Linked DNA regions of Homo sapiens: region 1 is linked to region 2. A link is a contact called in ENCODE Hi-C or POLR2A ChIA-PET data. All regions are on one chromosome and are shown on one strand. Each heading gives the region's core, a stretch centred on a gene start or an enhancer-like site at or near the end of the contact. The rest is flanking DNA. Distances are from core to core; before and after follow the strand shown.

Region 1 (6,642 bases), core at 1,784-4,283, 370 kb before region 2:
GAGGTCAGGAGTTCAAGACCAGCCTGGCCAACATGGTGAAACACTGTCTCTACTAAAAATACAAAAATTAGCCAGGCGTGGTGGCGCAAGCCTGTTATCCCAGCTGCTTAGGGGTCTGACGCAGGAGAATCACTTGACCCTGGGAGACGGAGGTTGCAGTGAGCCAAGATCCCGATACTGCACTCCAGCCTGGGTGACAGAATAGACTCCACCTCAAAAAAAAAAAAAAAAAAAAAAAAAAAAAGAACGAATGATACTTGATATTAATAAAATGATATTTATTTACTTGAGATAGGGTCTTGCTCTGTCGCCCAGGCTGGAGTACAGTGGCACAATTATAGCTCACTGCAGCCTTGAATCCCTGGGCTCAGGTGAGCCTCCCACCTTGGTCTCCTTAGTAGCTGGTACTACAGGTGCCCACCATCATGCCCAGCCATGAGTTTTAGGAAGATGATGAAATTTAAAAATTACAGGGCAGTGGCCAAGTGCAATGGCTCACACCTGTAATCCCAGCATTTTGTGAGTCCCAAGTGAGAGGATCCCTTGAGGCCAGGAGTTTAAGACCAGCCTGGGCAACATAGTGAACTTCTGTCTTTACAATAAGAAAAATTAGCTGGGCATGGTGGCATGTGCCTGAAGTCCCAGCCAGTTGGGAGGCGAGGCGGGGGGATCACTTGAGCCCAGGAGTTCCAGGCTTCAGTGAGCTATGATCGAGCCACTGCATTCCAGCCTGGGCCACACAAAGAGACCTTGTCTCTTTTTTTTTTTTTTTTGAGATGCAGTATTGCTCTCTCACCCAGGCTGGAGTGCAGTGGCACGATCTCAGCTCACTGCAAGCTCCGCCTCCTGGGTTCACACCATTCTCCTGCCTCAGCCTCCCGAGTAGCTGGGACTACAGGTGCCCGGCTAATTTTTTGTATGTTTTTTAGTAGAGACGGGGTTTTACCATGCTAGCCAGTATGGTCTTGATCTCCTGACCTTGTGATCCACCCACCTCGGCCTCCCAAGGTGCTGGGATTACAGGTGTGAGCCACCGCACCCGGCCTTTTTTTTTTTTTTGAGATGGAGTTTTGCTCTGTTGCCCAGGCTGGCGTGTGCAGCGGTGCGATCTCCACTCACTGCAACCTCCACCTTCTGGTTTCAAGCGATTCTCCTGCCTCAGCCTCCCGAGTAGCTGGGATTACAGGCATCCGTCACCACGCCCAGCTAATTTTTGTATTTTTTAGTAGAGACGGGGTTTCACTATGTTGGCCAGGCTGGTCTTGAACTCTTGACCTCGTGATCCGCCCGCCTCAGCCTCCCAAAGTGCTGGGATTACAGGTGTGAGCCATCTCGACCGGCCGAGACCCTGTCTTTTAGAAAAAAAAAAAGTAATAATTAATAATGAAGATAAATAACGCTTTGGTTCCTTAAAAAGAGGTACCTCGCAGGGCCGTTGGAAGCACCAGCCAGGAGAGCTCAGGACCAACCCTCCCCTGAGTGCACCAAGCCAGGCACCTGGGCGGTGCGGGAGGGTGGCCCGAGGGGAGCAGGTGCCCCGTCTCGTTTTGTGGCCCGTCCCTGCGCCAATTATTGCTTTATTACTGTTTTCAGTCAGATATAATTCCAGCATTTTCTATAATCTTGATCTTTTCATTGATACCAGATTTTTGTACAATGATTTGTATATAAAATGACTGTGTACCCACCAGAATACATTCCCCGGCAATTAGAACGTTTAAGATGCAGCTCCTAACCGTCCTTCATTTATTACTTTTGAAAGTGTTTTGTGATTTTTTTGGGGATGTGTTTACAAATCCAATAACAATTCTCATTTAGAGTTGCAAAACACGAAGCCATTTCGAACCGAGACAGATGGCAGCTAAATGAAGTTTAATTAAAGAATGAGTGCTTTGAATCAAATCACTTTTTAAAAAGTACAGTACACTGAGATTCTGGAGAGGTTGCATAAACAGCATCTGGGCGCTTCTGCGAGGAAAAGAGTCAGTAAGGCTTTCCCATCGGATAAGGGGCTGGGCGGGCGCAGGGTGGGCGAAGGGAAAAGCGGCCCTTTGCACAAGACCTCTGTCCTCTGCCTGGACACACCTCCCAAAGCCCAGGCCTCCAGGGACTGGGGGAAACTCACAGGAGGCAACCTCTTGCTTCAAACGCTTTGGCTTGGAGCAGGGGAAGGGGGTGGGAGAGGGGTCCCCACTTCTGCCCTTTCTTTAAGACATAGGGTCTCGCTGTGTTGCCCAGGCTGGAGTGCAGCGGCTCAATCCTCTGCTTTTAGGGAAGCGGGAGGATACGAGGGTTTGCTGCACCGACCCACTTAATTGCACGCCATCTGCACAGTGAGCCTGAAAGAGAACAGATTGGGAGCTTCGCGGGCCTTTGCGCGGATGAAGGAGGATCGGGTTCCCCGGCCCGCCCTACCCCCGGGCTCTGCGCCCTCTCCATGCACGGGATGGCAGTGCCCGCGGGCACAGTCTCAGCCCCGCCGCTCCCGGCCGGGGCAGGAGCCACTTCCGGCTCTGGCCGCGGATCTGAGCGGTGGAGCGGGGGCGGCGGGTCTAGACGACCGACAGGCGCCAGCGGGCGGTGGCGGGCGGGAGGGGGCGCCAGGTGGGCCGGGCCCGGGGGACGGAACGGTGGGACAGAAGGCTGGGGACCCGACCCCCTGCGAGGCGCCTGGAACGCCGCACCTAGATGCTTGCACTGGGTGCAAGGAAAGCAAAACAGATTTTAAATCCAGAGTCACAGGATCGGGGGTGGGGGATGGGTTACAGGACGTGAGGGTTGAAGGCAAGGTGGCAGCTGCAAGGACTCTTCAGATCATCTTGACTTCATAGGCAGTTTCTGCTTGGAGGTGGTGGCCAGTTGAGGAGGTCACTCCTGCCCCCATCCTGGAGTGGAAAAAGTGGGCCCGGCCCAGGGCAGGGGCTGAGGGTGGAGTGGAGGCGCCTGGTGGCACTGGGAGCCACTAGGAGGTGGGAGGGAGGAAGGTGAGGCTGGCAGCTGACTGGGTGGGGGGTTTGCACCAGCGGAGAGGGGGTGGCTGTGCCAGGCACGTGGTTTCTAGCGTCTTTCCAGGAGGAAGTGTGGTCTGGAAGGCTGGGATGGGGCCTTCCTCCCAGCTCTGGGCATGGATGGGACTGACCCTGAGGACTGGCAGAAGCCCTGGACTAAAGTTTTGACCATTTCCTCAGCTGATTCAGAACTCAGTCCCTCCAAGCCACAGGCCTCATTCTGGGCCCTGGGTGGACGGTTAGAGCCAGATCCTGGGACCACCCTGACCCCTGACTCTCCAGAACCCCTCGTCCACCCGACTGGCTGACCCTCTAGTTATTTTCTCCACCTGGCCCAAACCACTGCCATCTCTCTCTCTCTCTCTTTTTTTGAGACGGAGTCTCGCTCTGTTGCCCAGGCTGGAGTGCAGTGGTGCGATCTCAGCTCACTGCCAATCTCTGCCTCTTGGGTTCAAGAGATTCTTCTGCCTCAGCCTCCAGAGTAGTTGGGATTACAGGTGTCCACCACCATGCCCAGCTAATTTTTGTATTTTTAGTAGAGACAGGGTTTCACCATGTTGGCCAGGCTGGTCTCGAACTCCTGGCCTCAGGTGATCCACCCACCTCAGCCTCCCAAAGTGCTGGGATTACAGGCATGAGCCACTACGCCTGGCCTCTACTGCTATCTTCTGTTGGAGCCTCCCAGGTGGTCTTCTGATGTATTCCTCCCTTCCTTCTCCGACATCTCTCAGCGGGCAGGGGCACCCTTCCAAAATGCAGACCTAGGCCTGGCTCTCCCCCAGGTACTTCCTGCTGTGGGTCTCATTTGCCTTCTGGAAATTGCCTTGGCCCGGCTTATGAGGCCTTCCACGTGGGTCGGTGAGAAAAAGTACGCAGCTCTGTCCCAGAGTGCATGGCTGGGCAGGTGTAACCCAGGCTGGATGTCTGCCTCTGCCCACCACTTCAGCCCGGCACCATGTGTAGGAGACACCTGCTTAGCGTCCTCGGGAACCCTGACTAAGTCCACACCTGCCCTGACATGTCACCTCCAGCCACCCTGTGTCTGCTCTGGTGACACCTTCTTATTCCTGGAACGTACCCAGTCCCTGTCCAGCTCCGTTTTTGCCCACATCGCTCTCGTCTTAAACACCCACCTACCTCAGCCCTCCTCTCTTTGTCCCCCCAAAGCCTCACTTGCTCTTCAAGCCTCAGCTTCAAGGACTCTTCCTACTTTCTGCACTAGGTGAGGCCCCCCCGCTTTGTTTTTTCAGAGGCAGGGTCTTGCTCTGTTGCCCATGCTCAAGAGCAGTGGTGCAATCACGGCTCACTGCAGTGTCAAACTCTTGGTCTCAAACAATCCTCCTGCCTCAGCCTCCAGAGTAGCTGGGACCACGCACACACCACCATACCCAGCTAATTAACATTTTTTAGAGAAAGGGTTCCACTATGTTGTCTAGGCTGGTCTTGAACTCCTGGCCTCAAGCGATCCTCCCACCTTGGCCTCCCAAAGCACTGGGATTACAGGCCTGAGCCACCGCACCAGCCCTACTCTGTTTTGTACTCCCTGGCAGCTGCCTCCCCAATTAGGACACTCAGCTGCTTGGCCTCCCCAGCCAGAAGGGCAGGGCTCAGTAAATATGTGTCACCCAATAAGCAGGGACTGGGTGCCAGGCCTTGGACGCCTGCCACGCTCTTGTGACTTGTCTTTCTGCCTTCAGTCTTGTCCCTTCCTTCAACTTCCCACCTGCCCCTAAAGTGGTCTTTCTGAGACACAGCTGGGACCCCATCACTCTGCTTGTCAGGTATCCAGAGCTCTATCCAAAATCATCCCAGGCTGGGCATGGTGGCTCACGCCTCTAATCCCAGCACTCTGGGAGGCTGGGGCAGGAGGATGGCTTGAGCCCAGGAATTTGCAGCCAGCCTGGGCAACATAACCCAAGACCCCATCTCTACAAAAAAATCAAAAAATTAGCTGGGTGTGGTGGCTCACACCTGTAGTCCCAGCTACTCTGGAGGCTGAGGCAGGAGGATTACTTGAGCCCAGGAGTTTGAGGCTGCAGGAAGATATGATCGTGCCACTGCATTCCAGCCTGGGGACACAGAAAGAACTTGCCTCTGAAAAAAGAAAACTTGTCCTGCCCCCACCCCACCCCCCTTTTTTTTTGAGATGGAGTTTCATTCTTGTTGCCCAGGCTGGAGTGCAATGGTACAGTCTCGGCTCACTGCAACCTCTGCCTCCTGGGTCCAAGCAATTCTCCTGCCTCTGCCTTCCAAGTAGCTGGAATTACAGTTGCGCGCCACCACACCTGGCTAATTTTTTTGTATTTTTAGTAGAGATAGGGTTTCATCATGTTGGCTGGGCTGGTCTCGAACTCCTGACTTCAGGCGATCTGCACACCTTGGCCTCTCAATGTGCTGGGATTACAGGCGTGAGCCACCGCACCTGGTCTCCAAACCCCTTTTTGAAGAAGCCTCCCATCCAGCCACAGTGCTTCACTGGGATGGGCCCCTCCCTCTCTGACATTTACCATATTTAACACTTTTTTTTTTTTTTGAGACAGGGTCTTGCTTTGTCGCCCAGGCTGGAGTGCAGTGGTGTAATCATGACTCACTACAGCCTCAACCATCTTTACTCAAGCAATCCTCCTCCTGCCTCAGCCTCCTGAGTAGCTGGACTCCAGGTGTGTGCACCACCACGCCTGGCTAATTTTTGTGCTTTTGTTTTGTTTTTTTGAGACGGACTTTTGTTCTTCTTGCCCCAGCTGCAGTGCAATGGCGTGGTCTCAGCTCACTGCAACCTCTGCCTCCCAGGTTCAAGTGATTCTCCTACCTCAGCCTCCTGAGTAGCTGGGATTACAGGTTCCCGCCACCACACCTGGCTAATTTTTGCATTTTTAGTAGAGATGGGGTTTCACCATGTTGGCCAGGCTGGTCTCGAACTCCTGACCTCAGGTGATCCACCCGCCTCGGCCTCCCAAAGTGCTGGGATTACAGGCATGAGCCATCATGCCCGGCCTCATTTTTGCATTTTCGTACAGACGGGGTCTCCTTATGTTGCCCAGGCTAGTCTCAAACTCCTGACCTCAGGTGATTCACCCGCCTCAGCCTCCCAGAGTGCTGGGATTACAGGTGTAAGCCACATTTAACATTTTCTAGAGAAAGGGTTCTACTATGTTGCCTAGGCTCATCTCAAACTCCTGGTCTCAAGCAATCCTCCCACCTTGGCCTCCCAAAGCATCGGTATTACAGGCCAATGAGGTCGAACTCCTGACCTCAAGCAATCCACCCACCTCGACATCCCAAAGTGCTGGGATTCCAGGCATGAGCCACCACGCCCGGCCCCGTGGCACATTTTCCTTCCGTGGCTTTTCTTCTTGAGGTCACGTGCTCCCAGGAGCACAGAGAGCTCTGGGGTCTTCCTGGACACTACCTCTGCTGTGATGAAGAAGGAGGGCCTTGGCAGGCCACCTGAGCTGCGTTTCCTGACCCTGTCCCCAGTGACAGCTGCGGCCACGATCCAAAAGAGAACATGAAACAGTGACCGTAAAAGTAAAGGCAACACTCTTTTTTTTTTTTTTCTTTTTTTACTTATTTAAAAAGGCCTTGGTGGCAGGAATATAGTGTAAAAATCATTGGAAAAACTAAAAGGCATCGA
Region 2 (7,064 bases), core at 371-2,870:
TATTTATTTTTGAGATGGAGTCTTGCTCTGTTGCCCAGGCTGGAGTGCAGTGGCACTATCTCAGCTCACTGCAACCTTCGCCTCCCAGGTTTAAGTGATTCTCCTGCCTCAGCCTCCCGAGTAGCTGGGATTACAGGCGTGCGCCACCATACCTGGCTAATTTTTGTATTTTTAGTAGAGATGGGGTTTTACCATGTTGGTCAGGCTGATCTCGAACTCCTGGGCTCGTGATCCACCTGCCTTGACCTCCCAAAGTACTGGGATTACAGGCATGAGCCACCACGCCTGGACTTTATTACTGAATTTTTGAGAATTCTTTATACAGTCTGGATGCAAGTTCTTTATCAGATATATAAATATTTTCCTCTAGCCTGGCTTTCCGTGCCACCACCCCGCCCCCCCTCGCCCCACCCATTTTCTTAACAGTTTCTTTGAAAGAACTATCAGCATCCTTTTAAGAAATAAATAGAACTTTAGGTAAACATAATCCATTGCATCTTAGCATTCATTTTCCGGCTGGGGTTGGAATTCCTCATGCTGATTTTGAAAAAACCATTAGTTCAGTTTGTTTCTGTTTTTATTTTTATTTTTTTCAGTTCAGATTTTAAAAAAGAACTCCCCCACTTATTAACCAGATTTGAATTTGGTTTGTTTTTCAGGAAATTGGATACACTCACATGAAAATAGCGGAAGGAGTGAACTCTCTTTTGCAGATGGCAGGCCTCCTGGCAAGGCTGTGTCAGAAGACAATGGCCCCGGTGGCCAGTTAGAGCAGAGACTTCACTGACTGACTTACAGGTGCCCTATTCTGAGGTACAGGAGCCGCGGCTTTCTGATGGGGGAAAATGCCGCCTTAGGCTGGAGCCAACATGACTGTCCTTTAAACTCCAGTGGCTGGCCAGGCACGGTAGCTCACGCCTGTAATCCCAACACTTTGGGAGGCCGAGGCAGGTGGATCACCTGAGGTCAGAAGTTCAAGACCAGCCTGGCCAACATGGGGAAACCCTGTCTTTACTAAAAATATAAAAATTAGCTGGGTGTGGTGGCGGGCACCTGTAATCCCAGCTACTCGGGAGGCTGTGGCAGGAGAATCGCTTGAACCCAGGAGGTGGAGGTTGCAGTGAGCCAAGATCACACCATTGCACTCCAGCCTGGGCGACAGAGTCTCCATCTGGGGAAAAAAATTAAATAAATAAACTCCCGTGACTTGCATGTTTGCTTCTGGGACGTCTGTGCCCCGCAAGTGTTTGAGTTTGGCCTCCACCCCATTGATGCGGTGACGGGGCGGAAAGGCGCAGAGAAGCTGAGGGCGGTCTCTGATCTGTGTGTGGGTTGACATTTTAGCTAATAAAGCCTTGCAGTGTTTGTTGGCAATAAGGTGACCATGTGAAGCCTCGAGAAAAACCAGCTTCCTGTCTCTACGGGCCTTGGCAGCCTACAAGTAGAAAAGGCGATTAGATAGTAGACCCACAAGCTCATCTCGGTTCTTCTAGAAGCCTGAAGGCGCCACTTCCCCAGGGCGAGGGCAGGGTTTGCTGTCTTTCCTATTTAGACTGATTTCTCAGAATGGCCAGGTGGCGAGCCTTTCAGAGAGGGCGGCAGAGTGGAGAGATGCAGCCCAGCCCTCAGGAAAACACCGTGATGCTCTTCCTGTGTTCTAGACCATACTCTTTGCGCTTGCTTTAGAATTCCCCAAAGAATTTCGTACTAATTTGTAGAATTGCCTTTTTTTTTTTTTTGGTAAGATACTATTTTTTTCCCTTTTTGTTTTGTTTTGATTTTTGAGATTGGGTCTCACTCTGTCGCCCAGGCTAGAGTGTAGTGGGCCAATCTTGGCTCACTGCAGCCTCAACCTCTTGGGCTCAAGTGATCCTCCTACCTCAGCCTCCTGAGTAGCTGGGACTACAGGCATGTACCACGATACCCAGCTAATTATTAAATTTTTTGTAGAAATGAGGTCTCACTATATTGCTGGGACTGGTCTCGAACTCCTGGCCTCAAGTGATCCTCCCACCTCAGCCTCCTAAGTGCTGGCATTACAGGTGTGAGCCACCATGCCTGGCCCATTTGGGCACGGTGGCTAAAATACGAAATACTAAAATACGAAATTAGCTGGGCATGGTGGCGCACGCCTGTAATCCCAGCTACTCAGGAGGCTGAGGCAGGAGAATTGCTTGAACCCAGGAGGTGGAGATTGTAGTGAGGCAAGATGGTGCCATTGCACTCCAGCCTGGGCGACAGAGCGAGACTCTTACAAAAAAAGGAAGAGAAACTTGTCCCTGAGGTTGTACAGTCAGGACTTCAGGATGTGAAGTAACAGGTGGGCGGCAGTTGGGTTCTAGATGTTTCTTCTGATTTCCTAACTTGTCGCATTAATTTCTTCTCATGGGAAGAGTCCCTGGGCCATCCCAGAAAGACGGCTGGACTTGGGAACTAAGATCCCATCCGCAGCCCTGATGCTCTCAGGGTCCCTTTTTATTAAACAAGAGCTGTGGCCGCCATTCCCTTAAGGCTTTTTGTGTTTGGTTATGTTTTTTGAGACAAGGTCTCCCTCTTTCGTCCAGGCTGGAGTGCAGTGGTGCGATCTCGGCTCACTGCAAGCTCCGCCTCCCGGGTTCACGCCATTCTCCTGCCTCAGCCTCCCAAGTAGCTGGGACTACAGGTGCCCGCCACCATGCCCGGCTAATTTTTTTGTATTTTTATTAGAGACGGGTTTCACTGTGTTAGTCAGGATGGTCTCGATCTCCTGACCTCGTGATCCACCCACCTCAGCCTCCCAAAGTGCTGGGATTACAGGCGTGAGCCACTGTGCCTGGCCGTGTTTTGTTATGTTTTTTGAGACAAGGTCTCCCTCTTGCCCAGGCTGGAGTGCAGTGATGCAATCATAGTTCACTGCAACCTTCTGGGTTCAAGTGATTTTCCTGCCTCAGCCTCCCAAGTAGTTGAGACTACAGGCATGCACCACCAGGCCCGGCTAATTTTTATATTTTTATAAAAGGTTTTTTACCTGAAGCAGGAGAAAGGAGACACAGGATAATCACTGCTTTTCAACTAAAATGGTTTTATTGAGATGTTTTGGTTGGAGGAGATACTTTTTCTGGCAACATTTCTGACTCAAGGTCCCTCTGGGCCCCAGCTCTTCCCATGAGACAGTCACAACACTGTTTAATCAGCTCTGCAGAGGCCAGCCCTGGAGCAGAGGAGGATTCAGGGCCATGGAGGGGACCTACTCTGCCCTGTTCTGGTCACTACTTCTCTAGACTCTCATGCACTATTGTCTGTAGCAAGTGACATTTCCACTGGAAGCACATAAAGATGGCGACAGCCTCATTTCTTCCTGAGTGAACTGAAGCCCAAAGAAAGGGGAGGTCCCACCAAAGGGGAAGAGAGCCAGGGCCCCACCCAACAAGGATGCTGAAATAAACTACATGTAATGCTTTCTAGGAGACAACACAGAAATCTCTACTCTGAAATCCAGAATGTTAAATATGGCTCCCCCTCTATAAGTTAACTGTACAAGCTTATCAATCATTTAAAACCCCAGCAACCAACAATAGCAATTAGGAATCCAAATTCATAGCACAAAAGAACACAGATACCAGTGTTGGACAGTGGTTTTGTTATGGGGACTGGGTGACAGCTTATCCTAAATCCTGCGCATCCGTCCATACCAGGAGCCGGGTTACCCTTGGTACCAGGTGCCTGCCCCACAAAGCCTGGGTCGGGAGAGGGCTTGGTGACGGGCCTGCAGCTCCCGTGAGTAACTGTCTTTTCCCAGGCTGTGCACGCATGGCCAGGTGGTCCTCAGGGTGGCTGGTTCTCCTTCCAGGAGCAACCATGGCAGGGGCTTAAAAGTTGAGTAGCTCTGGGAAATGGTCCTTGGAAGGCAGCGATGGGTCCATGAGCACAGTGGTCCCTCTTTGCCTTGGCTCCTTAAATGAAGAGGAAAGTTTGTAGAAGGAGGTTTGCCTTGATCAGTATTTTGTTCCTGAGAACCATAACCACTGGTTTGGGGACACCATTGAGCCTGCCTCCTGGCTGAGAACAGAAGCCGCACATCAATAACTGGGTTTCTTTTTTTTTTTTTGAGATGGAGTCTCACTCTGTCACCCAGGCTGGAGTGCGGTGGCGCGATCTCGGCTCACTGCAAGCTCCGCCTCTCAGGTTCACGCCATTCTCCTGCCTCAGCCTCCCAAGTAGCTGGGACTACGCCACCACGCCCAGCTAATTTTTTTTTTTTTTTTTTGTATTTTTAGTAGAGACAGGGTTTCACCATGTTAGCCAGGATGGTCTCGATCTCCTGACCTCGTGATCCGCCCACCTCGGCTTCCCAAAGTGCTGGGATTACAGGCGTGAGCCACCACGCCTGGCCCATTTTGTTTGTTTGTTTTTGTGTTTTTGAGACAGAGTCTTGCTCTGTCTCCCAGGCTGGAGTGCAGTGGCGTGATCTCGGCTCACTGCAAGCTCTGCCTCCCGGGTTCACGCCATTCTCTTGCCTCAGCCTCCCAAGTAGCTGGGACTACAGGCGCCTGCCACCATGCCCGGCTAATTTTTTGTATTTTTAGTAGAGACGGGGTTTCACTGTGTTAGCCAGGATGGTCTCGATCTCCTGACCTTGTGATCCGCCCGCCTCAGCCTCCCAAAGTGCTGGGATTACAGGCGTGAGCCACCGCGCCTGGCTTTTTTTTTTTTTTTTTTTTTTTTTTTTTTAAGACGTAGTTGCCCAGGCTGGAGTGCAATGGTGCGATCTTAGCTCACTGCAACCTCCTCCTTCCAGGTTCAAGTGATTCTCGTGCCTCAGCCTCCCGAGTAGCTGGGATTACAGGCACACGCCACCACACCTGGCTAATTTTTGTATTTTTAGTAGAGATGGGGTTTCCCCATGTTGCCCAGGATGGTCTCGAACTCCTGACCTCAGGTGATCAGCCTGCCTCAGCCTCCCAAAGTGCTGGGATTACAGGCGTGAGCCACTGCGCCTGGCCTCTTCTTTTTGTTTTTGTTTTGAGACAGCGTCTTGCTCTGTGGCCCAGGCTGGAGTGCAGTGGTGCAATCACAGCTCACACAGCAGCTCAACCTCCTAGACTCAAGCTATCCTCCCGCCTCAACCTCCGAGTAGCTGGGACTACACGTATGCGCCACTACACCTGGCAAATTTTTGTATATTATGTAGAGACAGCGTTTCACCATGTTGCCTACCCCTGTCTCCACTGCTGCCACCCCTTGCCCAGATGGCACCAGTGCCTGGGTCCTTCCTGGGCTTCCTGTACCCACTCTCCCAGTACCCATTTGTCTGCCCAACAGCCAGAAAAATTGAATTAGAAACATCCAGCCAGTCTTTGTACAAAACCTTCCCATTAGCCAGGCATGGTAGCTCATGCCTGTAATCCCAGCACTTGGGGAGGCTGAGGTGGGCCGATCACTTTAGGTCAGGAGTTTGAGACCAGCCTGGCCAACATGGTGAAACCCCATCTCTACTAAAAATACAAAAATTAGCCAGGTGTTGTGGCGTGTGCCTGTAATCCCAGCTACTCGGGAGGCTGAGGCAAGAGAAACCTGAACCCAGGAGGCAGAGGTTGCAGTGAGCCGAGATCACGCCACTGCACTCCAGCCTGGGTGACAGAGCGAGACTCCCTCTCAAAAAACAAAATAAAATAAAATAAATACAAATTGGCCGGGTGTGGTGGCAGACACCTGTAATCGCAGCTACTCGGGAGGCTGAGGCAGGAGCATCGCTTGAACCCAGGAGGCGGAGTTTGCAGTGAGCCAAGATTGCACCATTGCACTTCAGCCTGGGCGACAGGAACGAAAAAAAAAAAAAAAGAAAAAACAACCTTTCTATCTCCCTCCCTCCCTCCCATCTCATGCAGTAAAACCCCAAGTGCTGGCCCTGCCTGGTCAGCCTCCCCACCAACGGCCTCGACCTCCACTAGTTTCCCCTCACCTGCTCCTCCCTGGCCCCTGGCTTTGCTCAGACCTGTGGGGCTCACTCCACCCTGGGGCCTCTGTTGTCCCCTCTGCCTGGATGTCCTTCCCCCAGATGGGGTGAGGAAGGGAGCTCTGAAAGGCTTCCCTAGCCGCCTTCCTTAAATTGCAACACTGCGTCTTGCCCACAACCCCACACTACTTCCTGCCCCGCTTCCCTGTTTTGTTTCTCTCTGCCAGACTTACCACCAGTGAACATGCCATGTCTTCTTATCTGTTTTCTTGTTGTTGTTGTTGTTTTGACAGGGTCTCACTCTGTCATCCTGGCTGTACAGTGGTACAATCATAGCTCACTGTAGCCTTGAACTCCTGGGCTCAAGCGATCCTCCTGCCTCAGCCTCCCAAGTAGCTGGGACTACAGGTACACACCACTATGCCCAGCTAATTTTTAAATTTTTTTTTTGAGATGGGGTCTTGCTCTGTTGCCCAGGCTTGAGTGCAGTGGCACGACCACAGCTCACTGCAGCAACCATGGCTCATTGCAACCTTGACCTCCCAGGCTCAAGTGATCTTCCCACCTCAGCCTCCCAAGTCAGTGGGACTCTAGGGCATCCACCACCATGCCTGGCTAATTTTAAATGTTTTTATAGAGGCTGGACATGGTGGCGTGTGCCTGTAATCCCAGCTACTTGGAAGGCTGAGGCACGAGAATCGCTTGAACCCAGGAGGTGGAGGTTGCAGTGAGCCGAGATGGCGCCACTGCACTCCAGCCTGAGTGACAGTGATACTCTGTCTCAAAAAAAAAAAAAAAAAGTTTTTGTAGAGAGAGAGGTCTTGCTATGTTGCCCAGGCTGGCCTCAAACTCAGAGGCTCAAAGGATCCTCCCGCCTCAGCCTCCCGAAGTGCTGGGATTTATAGGCATGACCGCTGTGTCCAGCCCTATCTGTTTTCTCTCTCCTACCAGAATGCAAGTTCTAAGGGGTCAGGGGTTTGCTGTTCTTTATGTTGGTGTTCCCAGCACCTAGAGCAGGACTTGCCCGTAGCAGGGGCCCAGTGGATACTGGTTGAATGAATGACGTGGGGCTCTGCACATTTGGCTCAAACTCCTGCACCTGCCTCTGGGGCTGACTCTTGACCACCCA

Evidence for each region. Hi-C counts contacts between places; a loop is a spot of excess contacts on that map. ChIA-PET counts read pairs that join two places held with the same protein, here RNA polymerase II (POLR2A). Pooled maps may share reads with other maps.
Region 1: a pooled map shows a loop between it and region 2 (2.3-fold over the local background). The contact joins two enhancer-like sites. A Hi-C loop is called at or near these places in 1 of 50 pooled maps. POLR2A ChIA-PET finds 5 or more read pairs at or near these places in 2 of 52 experiments (WTC11 and activated CD8-positive, alpha-beta memory T cell).

What each region holds. Positions count from the first base shown.
Region 1 is chr7:74,602,515-74,609,156 of GRCh38, reverse strand. GTF2IRD1 (GTF2I repeat domain containing 1) reads right to left here. Exons shown (of 27, transcript NM_005685.4): 27 at 6,552-6,642. Among named protein-coding and RNA genes, the nearest start is that of MIR10525, 9.9 kb to the right of the region's middle. RefSeq lists a silencer at 2,250-2,659. Within about 2 kb of position 3,033, at least 19 of the 41 ENCODE cell types and tissues checked have a DNase peak (open chromatin) inside an H3K27ac peak, as active enhancers do.
Region 2 is chr7:74,225,812-74,232,875 of GRCh38, reverse strand. RFC2 (replication factor C subunit 2) reads left to right here. Exons shown (of 11, transcript NM_181471.3): 11 at 660-1,374. The coding sequence ends at 770. It overlaps LAT2 (linker for activation of T cells family member 2), which reads right to left. Exons shown (of 14, transcript NM_032464.3): 14 at 3,042-3,932. Among named protein-coding and RNA genes, the nearest start is that of LAT2, 19 kb to the right of the region's middle. RefSeq lists an enhancer at 3,232-3,511. Within about 2 kb of position 1,620, at least 7 of the 41 ENCODE cell types and tissues checked have a DNase peak (open chromatin) inside an H3K27ac peak, as active enhancers do.